Regions from separate parts of the Mus musculus genome. Here region 1 is linked to region 2. The links are chromatin loops, found by intact Hi-C in ENCODE. Cell type or tissue: gastrocnemius. All regions are shown on one strand.

What was found. Hi-C counts contacts between places; a loop is a spot of excess contacts. Peaks named below come from ENCODE experiments on the same cell type or tissue, not always from the same donor. Only the 100,000 strongest peaks of a DNase experiment are listed, where the experiment ranks them.
Region 1: a loop joins it to region 2, with 10 times the contacts of the local background. A loop is called at or near these places in 2 of 42 quality-filtered maps.

What each region holds. Positions count from the first base shown.
Region 1 is chr15:75,315,218-75,320,217 of GRCm38, reverse strand. No RefSeq gene overlaps it. Among named protein-coding and RNA genes, the nearest start is that of Ly6f, 49 kb to the right of the region's middle. In gastrocnemius, a CTCF peak has its summit at 2,770 (motif pointing left); a DNase peak (open chromatin) is centred at 2,762.
Region 2 is chr15:75,676,602-75,681,601 of GRCm38, reverse strand. It overlaps Top1mt (DNA topoisomerase 1, mitochondrial), which reads left to right and starts at 2,802. Exons shown (of 14, transcript NM_028404.3): 1 at 2,802-2,949. The coding sequence starts at 2,846. In gastrocnemius, no CTCF peak of the experiment used is centred here; DNase peaks (open chromatin) are centred at 2,152, 2,480 and 2,846; H3K4me3 peaks cover 1,488 bases; H3K27ac peaks cover 1,513 bases.

The DNA of each region.
Region 1 (5,000 bases), 360 kb after region 2:
CAACATGGACTTCCACTCATTCAGGCTGACCTGGCTACAGCTGCTGCTGAATGCCAGATCTGTCAACAGCAGAGAGCAACACTGAGCTGAAGTTATGGTAGTAATCCTAGAGGTGACTAGCCTCCAACCTGGTGGTAGCTTGACTACATTGGACCACTTCCTTTGTGGAAAGGCCAATGTTTTGTGCTTACTGGAGTAGATACTTATTCTGGTCATGGATTTGTCTTTCCTGCACATGATGTTTCTGAGTTAACCACCATCTGTGGACTTACCAAATGCTTATTCATCTGTCTTAGTCAGGGTTTCTCTTCCCGGACAAAACACCATACCAAGAAGCAAGTTGCAGAAGAAAGGGTTTATTCAGCTTATACTTCCATACTGCTGTTCATGACCAAGGAAGTTAGGACTGGAACTCAAGCAGGTCAGCAAGCAGGAGCTGATGCAGAGGCCATGGAGGGATGTTCTTTACTGGCTTGCTTCTCCTGACTTGCTCAGCCTGCTCTCTTATAGAACCCAAGACTACCAGCCCAGAGATAGCACCACCCACAAGGGGACCTCCCAACTTGATCACTAATTGAGAAAATGCCTTACATTCATATCTCATGGAGGCATTTCCCCAACTGAAGCTCCTTTCTCTGTGATAACTCCAGCCTGTGTCAAGTTGGCACACAAATCCAGCCAGCATACCATCCTCCTGGTATTCCACACAGTATTGCTTCTTACCAAGTAACTCATTTCACAGCCATAGAAGTCCAATATTGGGCTCATGATCATGGAATCTGGTAGTCTTACTATGTTCCCCATCATGTTGAAGCAGCTGTTCTGATAGAAAGATGGAATGGCTTTTTGAAGACACAGTTACATGCATCCATGGCAGTGGCATGGAGGGCAGGGGCACAGTTTTTTAGAATGAAGTATATGCTTTGAATAAATATCTGATATATGGCAAAGTTTCTCCCATAGCCATGATCCATGGTTCCAGGAATCAAGGGATCGAATAATGGAATAGTTCCGTTCACTATCACTCCTAGTGACCCTCTAGGAAATTTTTTTCCCTGTCTCCTCCACTCTAGGTTCTGCAGGCCTAGAAGTCTTGGTTCTTGAGGGGGAGTGCTCCTACCACTAGCCACCACAAACATTCCATTGACCTGGAATCTCAGACTTCCTCCTGGTCATTGTGGGTCTCTAATATCCCTAAACGAATGGAATAACCGTGTTATGAGGGGCAATATATATCCAGATTTCAATGGGGAAATTGGATTGCCTTTTCACATTGGAGGTAGGCAGGATTATGTCTAGAGTGCAAGAGATCCCTTAGGGTGTCTCTTAGTATGACCATGTCCTGTGATTAGCATCAATGGGAAACTACAACAGCTTAATCCAAGCACGATGACAAAGGATGCAGACTCATCAAGAATGAAAGATTGCGTCACACCTCCAGGGAAAGAGCCAAGATATGCTGAGGTTCTTGCAGAGGATAGTGGAAATACAGAATGGGCAGCAGAGGAAGGTAGTTATAAATACATGCTAAGGCCACGTTACAAGATGCAGATATGAGGATTGTAAAGTAATATGAATTTTTCTGTTTTATTTTGTTAAGAATACATTTTTCTTTCTTCCAATTTCTTGGATGTCAATTAATATTTAAGTTGAGATACTAAAAGAATGTTCCCAAGGAACATTGCCCCATTTTAATTTACAAATGCATTTGCGATTGTACAAGGAACAGTTATATCATGATAGGAATATTCATGTCCTTGTTATTGTTTCAAGAAGACATGAGATATTATTTGTGTCAAGTTGACAAGGCATGGGTTCTAGTGTCTATAACTGGTTGTCAACTTGACTATATCTCAGAGTGAACTACCATCCAGAATTGGAAGGCTCACCTGTGACCCTCATCTGGAGGCTTGCAGATACAAGTTTCTGACCTGGATCTTGGTATGGAGATCTTTAGGCATAGTGACTTGAATCCCAGGAGACTAAGGCAAGGAGATCACTGACTTCAAGCTCATCTGGGACAAAGCAAGTCCCAGAAGCAGCCATCAGTGCACACATCTTTAATCTGGGCCATAACTTCTGCTGGAGATTGGACATAATTGCATTGGAAGATGGAGGCTTCCCTCTCTTCTTGGTCTGCTTGCCTTGTGGGACAGTCACTGCTTAATCTTTGGACTTCCATTCACAGCTGCTGATGCCGATTGTTAGGAGTTGGACTACAAACTGTAAGTCATCAACAAATTTCATTACTATATAGAGACTACCCATGAGTTCTGTGACTGTGGAGAACCCTGATTAATACAGAGGTTAATACAGAGTTTCGGTCCATTTTAATCAAGATGGGAGCATGGCAGCATCCAGACAGATGTGGTGTTAGAGGAGTTAGAAGAAGACTGACTTCTAGGGATCTAGTAAGAGGGTCTTAAACCCATGTCCATAGTTTCACACCTACTGCAACAAGGCCACACCTCCTAATAGTGTCACTCCTTGTGTCAATCATATAAAAGCCAGCACAAACATATACACACAACTGAAGATAATTCAAAGCAGCTTTTTAACCTTCAAATTTCAGCCTCATGTGTTGCATATCTGAGTCCCCAGTGTCCCTGTTGTTATGGATTTATTGCCACGGGACTATTAACTAAGACAAAATGATGCCATTAGAACAGACCTTACCCAACTGGAATGATCTTTGAAAGAAGAGATCAGGGCATGGAGATGTGCAGAGATAACGACCTTCTGTGGGAGTATATGCCACCTCCTGGACAAAGAGGGGAACTACTTCTGTCCACAAGCTCTTGGGCTCTTGCCTCCAACCCTCTGTAAGCCAGTCTGGCCTTGAACTTGAGGTCCTTCAGTACTGGGATCACAGGTGTGTTCTCCACACCCTGCTTTCCACACCCTCTATTAAAGAATTTACCTGGAAAGGCAGAACCCTCAGTAAGGTTTTGTAATAAGTAAGAAGAGCTAAGGGGAAAATATCAGCCAAAATGCAGGATTTGAGGTCAACACACAAAGCCAGGGATGTTTGTTATTGACTAGTAATAAAGAGCAAGAGGACGTGAAGGGAACAGTTGTTTTTTCAACAGCCTGAAAAAGTAGCACTCACCCAGGAATAAGTTTAAACAAGGTGGCACAAGCCTGGGACATTAAAAGCCATGAAAGAAATGAAGGCAGGCCTAAATAAATGGAAGAGTATTCAATGCTTAAAATTAGAAATGGTAATTAATTAATTAGGTATTAATTGTATATGATTATGTACACACATGCATGTCACAGGTACATGTGCGGAGGTCACAAGGCAACTTATAAGACTTCTCCTACCCTATAGATCCTAGTGCTCAAAGTCAGCTTGTCAGGTGGAGAGTGGCAAGAGAGGAGAGAAGTAAGGAAGGGAGGGAGGAGAGGGAAGGGATGAAAAGGGCTAGGATTGGCTACTACTGAAATTCACATGAAATTGGGAGAGTCAGGATTTGATTGGGCAATTCTGTAATCCCAGGACTCTGAAGGCAGGGCAGGAGGATCAAGATGTTCAAGAGCATCCTCAACGTCGTAGATGTTCCTGGGTTACTTGAGATTGTGTTTAAAGGAAACAAAACAAAAAACAAAACAAAACAAAACAAAAACCATTGTAATACAAACAGACAGACAGGAGCAAGTAGAATGCAGAAGCCCACACTCATGTCCATGCTGGGTGATTTTTAAGAGAACTGCCATGTCTGTCTGTGTCAAAAACAAGAGTGTTTACACAGCTGGTTCTGGGTCAGCTGGGTACCATCAGACTTGAGTGATCCTAACCTCAAACACCACACCAAAAATAATAAAATAAAATGCAATAAATAAAATCAACTGAACTATATTCACAGTTCCATCTCAAGAGCTAAGCAGTCACTCAATAATAAATTCTTCGGCTTGTAAGGAGGAGAGCTGCTTAATTTTCAGACTTTGTGCTTCTTCGTTTCAGATTATGCCCTTCAAAGAAAGCCACTTAGAACCAGCCCAAAGCCATTGTCATCATCACTCATCCAGACCATAAACTTGCTGGCTGTCATGCTAAATTCTGTCCTAAGGGCACTCCTCTGCAGTTGAATTTGGGATTGAACCTCTTCTGCCTTGTCATAGAAGCTTAGCCTGCAAGTATAAGTGTCTCCCTAACACTCCTGCCTTATTTAGAAAGATGAGCTTTGGGACTCTCACTTCCTCTTTTCCTGGCATACAATAGCAGTTTCTTGGGAGAAACCCACTGTGTTCAGTTACAAAACTACAGTTGTTAAAAAACAGGAGAACTCCATGGACATAGATTTGGTGATGGTGTCTTATACCAGAATACAAGCGATAACAGAGACCCTGAATTTAAGAATAAAATTCTTGAGTGGGTTGTGGTTGTGCTGACATGCAGTCCCAGCACTGGGGACATTTGCCTGCTTATAGTAAGGAGGGCCATGGGCTCTGAGCCACTGCAACCCATATCTTTTATTTAGAAACAGGAAAAGGATGGTGATGGCAGGAGCAGCAGCTGGAACACAGGGTTTGTTGGATATGTGTTTAAGCCTGACTGGAGTACAGAGCAAGTTCCAGGACAGCCAAAGCTACAGAGAAAACATTTTTCTCAAACAAACAAACAAACAAACAAACCAAAAACATGAAGGAAAACAAAACACAAACCAGGAAAAGTCTTAGCAGGCTGCCTCCTTCCCTGGCTTTCTGAATGGCAAGCACAAGTCCACCATGGTACCTGCCCTTCTGCCTTCTTAGTTCTCCAGCACAATGGTCCAATCCTAACTGCAAGGTCCTCCCTCCCCCAACTCCCATACAAATCTGGCTAAGTCTTACACAAGAAATATATTGACCTGGAGAATGTAAGAACCAAAAATCTCTCTTTTCAGGATGCCAGCTAGAAGGAGCTGAGGAATGGTAAAATACTTCAGTCCACATCTGACACACCTTGCCACTGTGCCTGCAGCCAGGCCTGAGAGGAAGCAAGGACTGGTGTCAGGAGG
Region 2 (5,000 bases):
AAGTTTATTTACCAATGCTGTGTGATTCTGTAAGAAATATCTAGTCCTAGATATTTAGAAGTGGCTGATGTATTGATTGTCTAAGATCAAGTGTAGAAGTACTTGATACATTTTTACAGTAGAAATAGAATCACACCGTGTAAATAGCTTTTTAAAATTATATTGTCATCTATTATGTATGCGTGTGCGTCATGGTATGCTTATGGAGGTCAGAGGTCAATTTTGCAGAATTGATTCTCTGCAACCTTTACTCGGGTTCTGGGATGAAACTCATGTTATCAGGATTTATCCACTGAGCCATCTTGTTGGCCCCTTTTGTAAATGACTCTTAGAAACTTGGAAAGCGCATGCTTTGGCACTTGGGCAATGGGATGGTCCAACCACCTCTGAGAACAGTGTGCTGTTTGTACTTGGTCAGGTGTTGGGGTTAGGGGGAAGGAGGAGGAGGGTCCCGTCACTGATACTCCTTGGCGTATGCTAGAAAACTTCAGCTGTCCATGACCCTGTGTGCCATGTGCGGCTAATTGATGTCTTCTTGTACATGTTACACACTGAGGTGGCTGATGTGTGTGACCTGAAAAGGCCAAGAGAGAAGAAAATGGCAGGTTAGGTGGGAACACAGAGTCGGGAGACTGGAGTCAGGGTGTGGTAAGTCTAAACTGGAGACTTTGGGCCCTTTGAGAGAGAAGAAAGGGAAGGCAGTGGTAGGTCGGGAGAAGACCACAGGAGGGGGGAAAGCGGTGTGTGTGGGATGAGGGGAGGCCCCCGGTGTGTGTGTGTGGGACTGGACCTGGACATAGAGCCTGCCCAGAGACATATGTGCTGTGAGAGTGATCTTGTTAGGTACTGCCAAGGCTGGTGCAGCATGCAGAACCAGGGAGGCAGTGCAGCAAAGAGTCTCAAAGAGATTACAATAAGCTGGGAGCTACAGGGGACGAGTCTCAAAGAGATTGGCCGGAATACAAGCCAGGCGATCTGGGGAACTTTGAGAGGAAGCAGAGAAAAAAAAAATCTGCATGGGGAGGGCCGGATAATAAGGAAACAGTGAGAGCCGTTGGCAAACCTCAGGGCCATGGTGGGGCAGTTTTCTGTGCTGTGGATGGTTGGGGAGGTGCGAGCTGAAATTCAGAGGAGCCTCGCTTGAAGTGGAGCTTCAATGGGTGTGCGTTCACATGCACACAATGTGTGTGTGTGTGTGTGTGTGTGTGTGTGCGCGCGCGCGCGCGCAAATGAAGACCAGAGGACAACCTCAGGTGTCAGTCAACCTACTGGAACTCACTAATTGGCTAGGCTGGCTGGCCATCAAGCCAGCCTGTCTCTGCCTGTCTCTGCCTCCCCAGAGCTGAGGTTACAAGAGTGTGCCACCTTGCTTTTCAACATAGGTGCTAGGGCTCAAACTCAGACCCTTATGCTGGTGCAGCAAGCACTCATTGGCTGTGCCATCTCTCCAGCTGCTGCAGTGGAGTTTTGAGCTGTGGGTTTCAGGGGCGCCAGGGAGAGAGGCGGTTGAAGTCTCTGAGTGTGTATGTGTCTGCCTCGCTCTTATCAGACTTTCTGGAGGAGGTGCTGGAGGAGGCTGAGATTCAGAGAAATTAAACTTGTCTAGTAAAGAGCAGATGGTGGACTCCCACAGGCAGACACAGGCCATTGTAGCCCATCAAGTTGAGGAAAGCGACGTGAAAACGCTTGTATGTTACTCGTAATGAGATGGTTGCATTGAGTTTGTATTGAAGTCAAATGCCCCTGCTTATCCTGAATTGTGGCTTCTACACAATGAAGCCCTCCCCACCCTCCAGCTCTCTGTTGGCGGCTACGACGTGTGAGTGGACACTGCTGTCACAGAACAGCCTTATGACGGACTTTGGGCTCAGGAGGTCTGACTGTCAGCTCCAGCATTCATCATCATCTACCTGAAATTCTTCCTCAAGCCTGGTCTCAGTTGCAAACAGGGCTCCTTTTACCTGCTATGAGGATATGAACGCTGTGAGGCCATGCTCCCCAACTGTCACAACTCCAGCTGGTCTTCAAGGGTACAAGGGTCCTGGACAGCCAGCTACAGACCTGGAATGCCCAAAGTCTTGCTGGTCTGTTGATCATACTCAGCAAACTTTTTGTAGTACTGGCCGTGTCCAGCAGGGGGCCCACTAGCCTCTCCCCGGCTCTGTTCCTGCCTCGGGCCGCTAGATGTCAGTAGGAATCCAGTGAGTTGGTAACCGTGGGCGGGACCTACAGGATAGGCTAGCTCTTTCTTGCTGGTCTCCGTCTCATTTTTTACCTTTCCTGTTCACCACTTTCTTGCAGGCCTGTGTGCTGTTTCAGTGGAAATACCAAGGCTGCCTGCTGCTGGCTCGGGGAGCAGCTGTCCGCGGATTAGGAGATTTTTGTTGCTTGGTACAAATGTCTTGAGATCTTGGTACACATGTCTTCAGATCTGAATGTGTTGAAGGGGGGAGCCTATGGCTTATGGCCCTGGTCTCTTGGCGGCGAGCCTAGGCAACAGCAGTTTTTGCAGGACTTCCAGTGCTGTTGGTCAGTCGCCTAGAGGAAGTTGCTTTGAGCAGGGCAGCTGGTGTCTGCAACTGCGTCCTCCTGGAGGTGTGGGTACTCGGTGTTTTGCCACTTAGATGGGTAGATAGGGCCCTCTGACCAAGTGTGTCTACTCATGACTTCCTCAGGTTGCCATGGCAGGTAGAAGCGCTGGGAGAGGGGCAATGCTCGGCCCTGGCTGGGGACGCCTTCCCAAGGTGGGCGGGCAGGGCGGGACTCCTGGACGTGTGGGGGCGGAGCTCTGTCAGAAGGGCGTGGCCTCGGAAAGCGGGCAGAGCCCACGCATGCACGCACACGCATGCTGCTGCTGTGGCTCAGAGCCCTGTGCCGGCGTTTCCAGCATGTCCCCTGCCGCGTCCCTTCCTGTCAGGTGTCCCGGGTCGCGAAGGCGAACAGAGCCGGGTAAGGCGGGTGGGACGGAGCTCAGGCGAGACAGGGCTCAGTGACTTGCCTAATCCTGCTCCTGTGCCGGGCCACACCGGACACATTGGGAAAAATCGGTCACCCATGTAATTGGGTCTGGGCCTCCAGGCTGCCGCGTTTGGTTTGGAGGAGGTCCCTTTGGAGTGTGGTTCCCAGATTCCCTGATTGGTCTCAGGCCCACTCCACGATTCTTACACTCTTTGTCACGTGGCCTTAGCTTTCAATACCTACCTTACGTCACCAGCCTGCCCCGAGGGACTTCCTAGGGGTTGGGATGGCTGTCCAGGCTGAGATTATATGTGAGATTCTGATTTTTCAACCTTTCCCTCGTGTACTGAGGTTCCCGGAAGCGCCCAGCTCTGGGTTGTGGGATTGTTGCTCACAGCACTTGGGGAGCGGGGATGTCCTGGTCTAATCGCCCGAGTGGTGGGTGGGTTCACAGCGAAGACAGCCCTTCCAGGGCCAGCCATTACAGCTGACCTGCTGACCTGCTTTTGATAGCTCAGCCCCGGACTGGGGCAGCTAAGCTCTTAGGCTCTAGAAATTCCAGGGGAAAGACAGGGCTGTCCTGACTCTCCAAATGGGGCTGAGTTGTGGCCTCTAGGAGAAGACACAGGGCTTCACAGCAGGACATCGGGGTAACTTCCTTGATACTCTTCTCCAGTGGGACAAAGGAATGTCACCCACGCCACGCCACGCCACAGTAGTTGTTTATAGCCCCAATCTCAGTGTCCTTGTCTGTGAAATGGGGATGGCCGTAGACTTCGCCTAGCAGTTTGGGTAATGAGCTTGCCGCTCAGTGTAGGTTCTGAGGTGCTTGTCCACATTTTATGACATCGAATTGGGCTGAATGTTGGAGGAAAGCTGCCTGAGTCGTGTCACGAAGCACTTCTGCATGCAGCCACCGAACTGTTCCCCACCTAGACCCACATGAGAAGCGGAATGGGATTTAAACCCCTATCTCTGGGAACCTTTGGCCACCACTTTTCTCTTTTTCCCTCCTGCATGGTTCATGGGACACCTCTCACCCCTCACACCCCTCAGGCATCCAAGTTCTGGCTACTTTGCAAGAGCTGCTCTGTTTATGAAGCCCGGCCCGCTCCTTACTTTCTGAGGGCACACCTGGAATTGTTTACTGGCTCAGGACATGGTCCCTTGTCCCCTGACCTCCCCACCTATGCTCACTTTCAGGCATTGTAGCTCCACCACACCTGGTCCCTTCTTTGCAGGAAGAGCGAGAAAGGCCCTTTAAAAAACTATTTGTCTCGGGGCAGCGGTGCTGCACGCCTTTAATCCCAGCACTGGGAGGCAGAGGCAGGCAGATTTCTGAGTTCAAGGCCAGCCTGGTCTACAGAGTGAGTTCCAGGACAGCCAGGGCTACACAGAGAAACCCTGTCTCGAAAATTAAAAAAAAAAAAAAGTCAAACCAGACATGATAGTTTATACTTATAATCCCAGCACTTTGGAGGCTGAGGCAAGAGTGCGTCAAGTTTGAGGTCAGTTTGGGCTACACAACAAACAAAAGTAACATGCTCTTTATTTTCCTGATCCTTTCTTTCCTCAAACCAGTAGGCCTCTTGCCTCTCACAGGATACAGAGTTGAGCCAACAAGGCCCACCAGGATGGCTGCCTGGAAGCCCAGCATGTGCCTGGAAAACCCTCACCCAGGTTGTAGGAAGGCTCATGTCTGAGTCTTCCTCCTCCCTTCCTGCCTGATGCGCCCCTGGGATTGCTCATGTGTCCGTTCTGATAGCCGAGTCCTTACTGCTAAGAAACCACCCATGCCCTGTCCAGCCCTCTCCCAGGATCTCAGTATCCCGATTACCTTGGTGTCTGCGTCCCAGGCCCTGGTGCAGTGCTGGCCTAGGACAGACTCAGATGAACAGGCCAGGAGAGTTCATGTAGTTAGGTTGTGGCCTCATGCTGGGCTGTGCCCTACTGGCTCCAGAGTGGGCCTAGCCTGGGAGAGGATGCCCTGTGTTGGGAGGATCGGGAGACAAACTGCGCGGACCTTGCAGAGAGCCAGCCAG